2 separate regions of the Homo sapiens genome follow, and region 1 is linked to region 2. A link is a loop called in an ENCODE intact Hi-C map of the cell type or tissue named here. Cell type or tissue: Calu3. All regions are shown on one strand. Each heading gives the region's core, and the rest is flanking DNA. Links, peaks and the distances in the headings are about the cores only. Region 1 has its middle 56 kb from the start of CARTPT. Region 2 has its middle 19 kb from the start of CARTPT.

Region 1 (5,381 bases), core at 292-5,291, 76 kb before region 2:
CTAGGCAAATGTACATTCCATCAAGTTGACTGTGTAACTTACCATCCACATTGGGGCTTTTGAGAGTGAGAAAAAGGGGGTCTTAATAATAACTACACTGGGAAACAGGTCTGAACTGGGACCGACTCATCCCAGTTTGAACTGGGATGTGTGCTCGCTGCCTGTAACATCATCATGACTGAATACTTTGTTTGCATATCAGCTTTTGAAAATTCTTAGAAGCCTTCGCTCAAGATACCTGCTTCATGACTTTCAATATAGATTTCAGTATGATACCAGTCACATAATATGTGTGCATTAGCATTCTAGGGAGTCATTTAATTGACCCTAGAGGAGAGTTTACCATAGGGCAGGGATGATTTTGTTTCCCAGCTGTTAGTTTTCTGAGATCAGTGGTTCAATATGTCTGGCAGCTTTGTCTTTCACAAACCAAGTCACATGTTTGTGCTACTTTTTAGGGTAAGCAAGAGAAGTATTTTTCAGGGAGAATAAGGTCTTAGAAGGTGATGATTTCACAGAGAAGTTATCGCAAGGAAAATATACCCAGAACCAGATGTTAGAAGTAAGCTGGAGTAGAAAAAAAAATTTTTTTTTTTTGAGTCAGGGTCTCGCTCCAGTGCCCAGGCTGGAGTGCAGTGGCGTGATCTTGGCTCACTACAGCCTCTACCCCTTGGGCTCAAGTGATCCTCTCACCTCAGCCTCCTGAGTAGCTGGGACTCGGGCACATGCCATCACGTCCGGCTAATTTTTGTATTTTGTAATTTTTGTGTTAGCAGAGATGTGTTTTCGCCGTGTTGCCCAGGCTGGCTTCAAACTCCTGGACTCAAGTGACCCGTCTGCCTTGGCCTCCAAAAGTGCTGGAATTATAGGCATGAACCATTGTGCTCAACCAAGAAAAACAATTTTTTTAAGTGTAATTCAGTAAGTGTTGATTGTAAGAAGTGAACTCAGAAGAAAAACAGGTAGAATTTTAGAATACTCAGACTAATTTTAAACGTTCCTGTAGAAAATGTATTCAACATTTTTCAGCCACAGCACTGTTAATGACATTCCTTTATCTACCGGATAATTAGAAATAATTTTTGTCTTAAAGTTATTTGTAATCTAAAAATCTAACAATGTTACTTGCGGAAAATTTAGGAAGACAAAGTGAAGAAAATAAAGTGAAAAAAAAGCTTCATAATCTCACTACCTAGAGATAACTGCTATTAATATTTTTCGTGTACTAGTCTTTTTCTATCTTTACGAATTTTTTTTTTTTTGCAAAAATGCTGTGTGCTACATGTTATTCTGTAATCTGCATTTCACTTAATGTATTGTAAATATAATGACCTGTTTACATGAAATTTAATATTCTGCAAATTTTTTTCTTTTTTGAGATGGAATCTCACTCTGTTACCCAGGCTGGAGTGCAGTGGCATGATCTCGGCTCACTGCAACCTCCGCCTCCGGGGTTCAAGTGATTCTCCTGCCTCAGCTTCCTGAGTAGCTAGGACTACAGGCGCGCGTCACGACACCCAGCTAATTTTTGTATTTTTAGTAGAGACGGGGTTTCACCATGTTGGCCAGGCTGGTCTCGAACTCCTGACCTCAGGTGATCCACCCACTTTGGCCTCCCAAAGTGCTGGAATTACAGGTGTGAGTCACCGCACCCAGCCTAATATTCTGCAATAACTCTGATGTTGCACGATAATGCAGTGCATGAATCCTCCCTTTGATTTAACTACTCCCCTATTGTTGTACCTGTAGGTTTTTTCTGGTTTCCCACATTACAGATAATGCTGCAGTGAACATCTGTTTAGTTTCTTTACATATCTGTGATTATTAGGATACATTTTTAGCAATAGTGTTGTTGGATAAAAGTGTACAGGTTAAAGTATACACAGACCTTTAAGACTTGTTGGTAAGTTTTGCTCTATAAGTGTATATTATGGTATTTATTGCTGGATGTAATGGTTACCGTGGTGTTTTTAGATACAGAAATAGCTTCCCATAGAATTAAATTGTTTAGCAGAAACCAATGTTTTCTTTCATTGTTAAAAGTTGTGTCTAGGCTGGGGCATGGTGGTTCATGCCTGTAATCCCAGCACATTGGGAGGCCAAGGCAGGCAGATCGCGCGAGCCCAGGAGTTTGAGACCAACCTGGGCAACATGGTGAAACCCTGTCTCTACAAAAAAATAAAAATAAAAAATTAGCTAGGCATGCTAGTGTGTGCCTGTAGTCCCAGCTACTCAGAAGGCTGAGGTGGGAGGATCACTTGAGCCCGGGAGGCCAAGGCTGCAGTGAACTGTGATCGTGCCACTGCACCCCAGCCTGGGCAACAGAGCGAGACCCTGTCTCAAAAAAAAAAAAAAGCTGTGTCTAAGTGACCATGTCACATTAGCAACGAGTTGTGAAGACTGAGCATTAATGCATGGGAGGTCACGGTCGTGGAGAGAACACTGGGCGGGGTGTGGACCGGTTTCGCTCTAGTTCAGCTACTAACGCGCTGTATGAACCTGAGGAGGATGGGAGGGGATTAAAATCAGCCTTTCTGGCCCAGTGATTGTTTTCCTTCCCTCCTTCTACATGCCTAAGTCTTTTCTCCACCTCTCCAGATTCCCTCTTTCTCTGCTAGTGGATGGCTAGGGAAGGTGGGCCGAGGGGTGAGGACTGGAGGGAAGGGTAGATAGGGTATGCTGAGAGCCTTTTTTATTCCACAGGAAAGCATGTACCTCAGGGCTCGGTGGGACTCATGGTGGCAATCATTTACCAGGAAGACCCATTCTCCAGTTGGTCACAGCTTGTTTTGTTCAAATGAGCATACATTTACCGAGGGCTCACTATGTGTCGGGCTTCGGGATGGTACACAAAGATAAGAAGACGTGGCTCCTGGCCTGGTGCAGTATCTGGTCAGTGACTTGAGGGTTATCTTCAGCCTCTTGGTACCCCTCTGTCTTCTTTTGGTAACTGTACTTTCATTCTCTTTGGGAACTACCCCTCTCCTGTTCTGCACAGTCTTGGCCAGTGTGGCAAGCAAAGAGCCCTGGACACCAAGGGCTGGACACATGTTGAGGCTTGGCCAGGTGGACTCTCTCAAGTGCTTTGACTCATTAGCAGAGAGACAAAGATGGAAGACGAATGACACTGAGTTCAAGTAGACCTGAAGAAGCTGTTCGTTCACTCACCTCTGCTCCAGGGTCCCTGGCACAACCCTGATTACTGAGAATCTGTGAGTCAGAGGCATCTGTATCCTTCCAACAATCTTATTTATTGATTTATTTAGGAGAGTCATGTTTCAATGCTTGTAGCAACCAACCCTACCTGGCAACATGTTCTTCTGCAAGCCAGAGGTTACAGTAAGTCACTCTATGTTTTCAAACTTGGTGAAAGAACGATGGTATAGACAGAAGAGTAAACTGAGAATTTTGGTCCTCAAATACACAGAACATTCAAAGGAGGAGGGTTGTGGCTTCTCACCACCATCCCCAGTGAGGATGGATTGAATGTTTATTTTTTAAATGTAAATTAGTTAATGATTGATTGAGACAGGGGCTTGCTCTGTCATCCAGGCTGGAATGCAGTGACATGATCATAGCTCACTGCAGCCTTAAACTCCTGGGCTCCAGGGATCCTGCCATCCAGCCTCCTGAGTAGCTTACAGGCATGCGCCGCCATGTGGGGCTTCTGGATCAAGGGTTTAAATCGTCACAAGGGCAACTCAATTTATTGCAATGTTTTGATCACTGAAATATGTCACTGAGCAAGATGTTAGGTTACTTTTAATTGGAAATCTGGCTAAAAATCTGAAAGTCTACCACTGGGGATAGTTTAAAGACAATCATACCAGGAGACAGAATGTAGTGACTTCTTGGGTAGTCTTAAGTGGCTTTTGTATAGCCTTAAGGCCACAGTGATGGTCTTATGAATGATAAACGAATTGTTGCCCAGGCTGGTCTTGAACTCCTGAGGTCAAGTGATCCGCCAACCTCAGCCTCCCACAGTGCTAGAAGCGACTGCGTCCAGCCCAGAATGTGCATTGCTAACAAGTTTTCACCTGACACTGATGCTGCTGGTCTGGGGATCATGCTCTGAGAACCACCACTCTCAATGATCTCTAAATTCCTTCCTAGCTCCAAAATGTTAGGATCCTAAGATAAATTTCTGCTTTGTGATATTATCATTCTTGCATATTTGCTAGGTAATTGTACATTTCTCTCCCCCATTTTCAGGGAAGGGTGAGTTTGTATTAACTTCTCGGTAAGTAGGTGTTCTTTTAGATCAGTGATTCACAGCCCAGACTGCACATTAGAATCACTTGAGAAACTTTGAGTAAGAAAAATCCTGACCAGGTGCAGTGACTCACGCCTATAATCCCAGCACTTTGGGAGGCCGGATTGGGGGGCGCGGATCATGAGGTCAGGAGATTGAGACCATCCTGGCCAACATGGTGAAACCCCGTTTCTACTAAAAATATGAAAATCAGCTGGGTGTGGTGGCGCATGCCTGTAATCCCAGCTACTTGGGAGGCTGAGGCATGAGAATCGCTTGAACCCAGGAGGCGGAGGTTGCAGTGAGCTGAGATCATGTCACTGCACTCCAGCCTGGTGACAGAGCAAGAAATCTGCCTCAAAAAAAAAAAAAAAAGGAAGAAAAAGAAAAAATCCTGAGGCCCTGGCTGCATGCCAGGTGAACTAAACAGACCTGTTCAGGTTAGGACCCAGGTATCAGTAGTTTTTAAAACACTCTCAAGTGACTCTGATGTGCAGTCAAAGCTGAGAATCACTTCACAGAGGAAGGCTAGATCAGTAGATTTCAAAATGGGCACTGTTCATTTCAAGACACTTTCATGAATTTAAAATCTTAAATTTTACATTGTGTACAGTTTTTCCTGATAGAGCTCACAGCGCAGATAAAAGTTGGCCTTATTTTGGTTTCTTGACCTACCTCGTTTCAGGCAAACTGCTGGAAGTGGGTACCGATAGCTAAACATTTCTAAAGAGATCCCTGGTGATGGAAAGAAATGAGATCAGAGCAAAAACAAACAAGCAAAGACAAGGATTTTATATAATGGGCCATCACAGTAGCTGGCATTTTGCTTCCAAAGGATCATCTCCAGAGTCATTTCTGCTCTGGTGGCTTTGTTGTAACTTCTTAGTGGATTAAACAGAGGGTTTAGGTCTCTGAGGATTCTTGCCCATTCATTTCCAGCCGACCATGACTAGACTTTTAAAAAAGGGAGTATTAGGCCAGGTGCAGTGGCTCACACCTGTAATCCTAGCACTTTGGGAGGCCAAGGTGGATGTATGGCTTGAGCTCAGGAGTTCAAGACCAACCTGGCCAATGTGGTGAAGCCCCATCTTTACTAAAGATACAAAAATTAGCCAGGTGTGGTGGTGCT
Region 2 (5,381 bases), core at 262-5,261:
AAGCTAGGGTTAATCAGAAGTCAACATGGCAGATTAGCATCCAAGATGAAGTCACTTTTGTTTCCAGATATGTTGCTTAGTATTTTATAAGTTCTGGGGATTAGGACATCTTTTGGGGAAGGTATCGTTCTACCTACTATAGTCTATGATCTATCTTGAGTTAAATTTTATGTAAGGTGTGGGGTAGGGGTCCAACTTTATTCTTTACAAATGGGTATCTAAGTTGTCCCAGCACCATGACTATTCTTTACCCACAGAATTGTCTTGCTACCCTTGTTGAAAATCAATTGGCTGAAAATGTAAATATTTTCTTTCTTTCTCTCTCTTCCTTCCTTCCTTTCTCCTTTCTTTCTTTCCTTCTTTCTTTCTCTTTTCTTTTCTTTTCTTTTCTTTTCTTTCTTTCTTTCTTTCTTTCTTTCTTTCTTTCTTTCTTTCTTTCTTTCTTTCTTTCTTTCTTTCTTTCTTTCTTTCTTTCTTTCTTTCTTTCTTCTCCCTTCCCTTCCCTTCCTCTCTTTAATTTTTTGAGGCCGCTTCTTGCTCTGTCACCCAGGCCGGAGTGCAGTGGTATGATCTCAGCTCACCGCAACCTCCAGCTCCCAGGCTCAAGTGATCCTCCTACCTCAGCCTCCAGAGTAGCTGGTACTGCAGGCACACACCACCATGCCTAGCTAACTTTTGTATTTTTTGTAGAAATGAGGTCTTGCCATGTTGCCCAGGCTAGTGTCGAACTCCTGGGCTCAAGCAAGGCCTGCCTTGGCCTCCCAATGTGTTGGGATTACAGGCATAAGCCACTGCACCTGGCCAGTGAGTGTTTATTTCTGAGTTCTCAATTCTATTCAATTGATCTATATGTATATACTTATGCCAGTGTCACACTGTCTTCACTACTGTAGCTTTGCAGGACATTTTGAAATCAGGAAGTATGAGCCCTCCAACTATGTTCTTCTTTTCAAGATTGTTTTAGTCATTATGAACGCTTTGCATGTCCACATGAATTTTAGATCATCTTGTTAATTTCTGCAAAAAGAGCAGCTAGAATTTTGATAGCAACTGCACTGAATTTGTAGATAAATTTCAGGAGCATTACCATCTTAACAGTGTCTTCTGACCCATAAATGTAGATTGTTTTTCCACTTTTTGAGGGCTTCCTTAATTTATTTCAATAATATTGTGTAATTCTTAGAGTACAAGTTTTGCATCTCTTTAAATTTATTTCTAAATACTTTATTATTTTTGAAATTACTGCAAATGGCACAGTTTTCTCTTCTTTTTTTTTTTTTTGAGACAGAGTCTTGCTCTGTCACCCAGGCTGGAGTGCAGTGGCGTGATCTTGGCTCACTGCAACTTCTGCCTCCCGAGTTCAAGTGATTCTCCTGCCTCAGCCTCCTGAGTAGCTGGGATTACAGCTGTGCACCACCATGCCCAGCTATTTTTTGTATTTTTAATAGAGACAGGGTTTCACCATGTTGGCCAGGCTGGTCTCGAACTCCTGACATCAGGTGATCCGCCCGCCTCGGCCTCCCAGAGTGTTGGGATTAGAGGTGTGAGCCACCGTGCCTGGCCAAATGGCACAGTTAATTTCATATTTGGACTGTTTGCTGGTCTTTAGCGATATTTCTTTGGAAAATTTCAATGTTTCTCAGCTGTGCCATGGAAAAGGAAGAAAAAAATGTCTTTAATAGGCCAGCATTTTAAAGGAAAGTTGGTGGAGAATAGAGTATCTGTGAGGCTGAGGGTATCAGCAAAAGAATAAGAGCTCAGCTTTAGCTGTGGGGTTGCCATATTGCACAACTCCACGGAGTACTGTTCTCATTGAATTCTGTATGAATGGTGCTCTCTAAAGTTGTACAACACAGGAAGTCCTCATTCAGCTGACCCTTGCAACTACTACTTATAGAGTTCTTATGAACTAGGCACTTCATATGCATGGTCATATTTAATCATCCCAAAAAATGTATGGCATAGATCCTTTCTTCATATTTACAGATGAAGGAACTGGGGCTGAAAGAGTTCAGTGAGTGAACTTAAAGTCTCACACACCTGGTGAGTGTCCGAAGGGGATTTGAACCAAAACTTGTGACTATAACTACTGCGCTCTGCTGCTCCTTCCACCTGAAGATTTTTTTTTTTCTGAGTTCCTTTCTATTTAAATCCTGGCAGACTCTAGGCTTTACTTAGAGAGGAAACTGCTCTCTCAAACCAACTGTGAGGACTGTAGGTGATTCATCGTTCTAAGTTATAGATTTTCGTCTAATGAGAAGGATTGTTTGTGTGTTGGTTTCTCTGCCTAGACAAATCCCTTGTCCTTACCTACTGGACTGGGGTGTGGCTCTGCCCTTCCGGATAGCTGAGCCAAGCCGCCAGCTTGGTCTAACACAACTTTCAATGGCCTCCGTGGTCACTCTGAACCTGGTCAGACCCAAACCCCACTGCTCAGGCTGGCTCCCACAAATATACCCAAGTTTTCTGTCATTATGGATTTACGATTTTGTTTTTTGCAGGTGCTTACTTCCTTGACATGAAATTAAGTAGACTTTATTTATTTATTTATTTATTTATTTATTTATTTATTTGGAAGGAGTTGGGGCTTCTAAAGACTTGAAGTTATCACTAAGGCATAAGAAAGGTAGAAAGAGAGAAAAGAAGAGAGAAACATGAAGCTCCCAAAGGGCCTTGGTGCTGGCTTGGGTAGAGGAGACGATATATTTGAGGATTTTATTAAAATAAAAGTAGATAAATTGCTTGGTGATGACTCAGGCCACTTTTGATTGAAAAGCAAAACCTGTGAACTGAGGGGGCCTCAGTATCCCAGCATGATGCTGCTTAAAAAAAAAATCAACTTCTATTTCCCATTGTATTTTGCAACTTTGATGATTGATTATCTCAGCATCAAAGATGAAATATCTACGCACACAGAAAATGAGAGAAACAGTCACAGAACTTTCTCTAGCAGTTAATAACACAGTTAATGGATTTGGGGCTCTTTTCTTTAAAGGTGAACCAAATTGTAGGAGTCTCTGGGGCCTGAGGAAGCTGAAGGCTTTTTTGACCCTGACCGACCACTGCTGATGTCATCCAGGTTTCTGCTTGTCTTGATTAGGCTGAGAATAGCCAAACACTACTCATTGAGACAGATATTGATTTTGGTCAGGAAGTTCTGTCATTGGCAGTAATTACAATTGCTTGTTTTAATTTATCAGATCAGGAAATCTAATAAATTTTCCATGAGTCCTTTCCCCACGTTTGGTTGGTATGTAGAAAATATCTCCAAGTTATTTCTGAGAAAATGTGCCACAAAACAGGACTTAGTTATGAAATGAAAACTCTTGCTTTCCTCCTCACTGATACCATTGATGGGAAACCACCTTTTTAGTGGTATGGCTTGGGAGGAGCAACTTAATCAAGCTGCTTAAGTAAGCATCATACCTCCTTTTCTACACTTGTAAAATGAGAAGAATAATTGTACGTAGCTTTTTTTGTAAGAATTAACCAAGTTTATTCATTAAAAACTCAGAACACAAGAACACATAGTAGGCACTCAATAAAAGTCAGCTGTCTTTGTTGCTATTAACATTAATGAAAACACAAAAAGGCCTCTAAGACATATGTTGTAGATAATAGAAGTGGATTATTTTTGAGGTTTGGTACTGAGGTAGTACAGAAATGTACAGAGGGTTTGGGGAATAACTGAGAATAGCAAATTGAATTCCATATGTGGTGAAGATAAAAAGAAACAAACTTGTCTAATTATAAAGCACTGCATGTTTATTATAGAAAACATATTTTATAGAGAAAGAAAAAAACATATTCAAACTCTAAAACCCAGAAATAAGCACTGTTAACATTCTTCTATGTTTTCCAGATTTTTTCTTTGCATCTATAAATGCATGAATTTTTAAAATATATTTGAAATTCTGTGATATATAGTATAATTTTAATTTTTCTATTTTATTTTCTTTACCGTTATATATGATACTTCAGAATAACATGACATGTATATAATTTATAAAGCATAATAATAAAATGAACATCCGTGAATCTAGTTTAAACTTTATGTCTCCCCTCTATCCCTGGAGGCAACCACTATTCCCAATTTTGTGTTTTTTATTCCTTTGTTTTTTAAAATAAAAGAGTTTTTTAAAAAATTATGTCCACATAATATATCATTTGTTTCTGAGTTTTATAAAAAGAGCAACATACTGTCTGCAGTCTTCTTGAAATTACTTTACTAAAAACGTCAATATTATACTTCTAAGTTTTATCCCTATTGTTTTATTTGACAACACATCGTTTCCAGTTTTGTATAGTATTCTATTGTGTGTTTATACCATCCTTTACAAAAGTCCATTCTTCTGCTATTAGAGTCCATTCTTTCGCTATCACAGAGTCTGCAATAGACTTTCTCATACACATCATTTAGGGCAGTTTCGGTATCATGTGGGAAACGGTTAGAAATGCAAATTCTTAGACCTCATACCAGACGCATTGAATCAGAAACTCTGAGGTGGGATACAGAAATCTGTGTCTTAACCAGCCCTCCAGATATTTTGATGCTTGCAGACAACTACTGATATTGGGAATTTGTTTGGGAGTAGAATTAATGGGTCAAAAGGGTGTCTTAGTTCATTTTATGTTGGTATAACAGAGTACCACTGGCTGGGTAATTTATAAAGAAAATAAGTTTATTCAGCTCATGATTCTAGAGGCTGGGAAGTCAGAGAGCATGGCACTGGCATTTGGTGAGAACCTTTTTGCTGTGTCATAACATGGCGGAGGGCATCCTGTGGTGAGAGGGCAAGCACATGCCTGTTAGCTCAGGTCTTTCCTCTTCTTATAAGGCCATCAGTCCATCATGAGGTTCCCACCTTGATGAACTTACCTAATCCTAATTATCTCTCAAAGGCCCCACCTCCAATCGACTTATGAATTTGGGGACTAAGTTCCCCACACACAAAATTTGGGGGGCATATTCAAACCATAGCAAAGAGTATATAAATGTCCAACTTATAAGACTATGGCTGTTCAATACTGTGGCCACAGGTGGCTACTGAGTACTTGAAATGCAGCTACTATTAATGATGAACTGAATATTTAATTTAATTCTAATTAATTTTAATTTAAATACTGAAATGTAGTTATTGGAAAATTTTTAAGTATGCTTGGAACAATTTTAGTATGTCCATGACTTTTTCAGCTGTCAGTTTTATAAAATCTAAATAGAGATCAAAGATTTCCAGTGATAATTCAGCCTCTGAATGTGTAAAATGCATCCTGGATATTATGAAAAAAATCTCATTAATAATTATTTCAATATTGATTCCATGTTAATAATATTAATAATAATATTTTAATATATTACTAAAATAATATTATTTTAGATA

What was found. Peaks named below come from ENCODE experiments on the same cell type or tissue, not always from the same donor. Only the 100,000 strongest peaks of a DNase experiment are listed, where the experiment ranks them.
Region 1: it touches region 2 in a loop (5-fold over the local background); 2 of 110 quality-filtered maps call a loop at or near these places.

The regions. Positions count from the first base shown.
Region 1 is chr5:71,660,156-71,665,536 of GRCh38, forward strand. No RefSeq gene overlaps it. Among named protein-coding and RNA genes, the nearest start is that of CARTPT, 56 kb to the right of the region's middle. In Calu3, for the core only: no CTCF peak of the experiment used is centred there; DNase peaks (open chromatin) are centred at 3,226 and 4,666.
Region 2 is chr5:71,735,789-71,741,169 of GRCh38, forward strand. No RefSeq gene overlaps it. Among named protein-coding and RNA genes, the nearest start is that of CARTPT, 19 kb to the left of the region's middle. In Calu3, for the core only: no CTCF peak of the experiment used is centred there; DNase peaks (open chromatin) are centred at 2,343 and 3,053.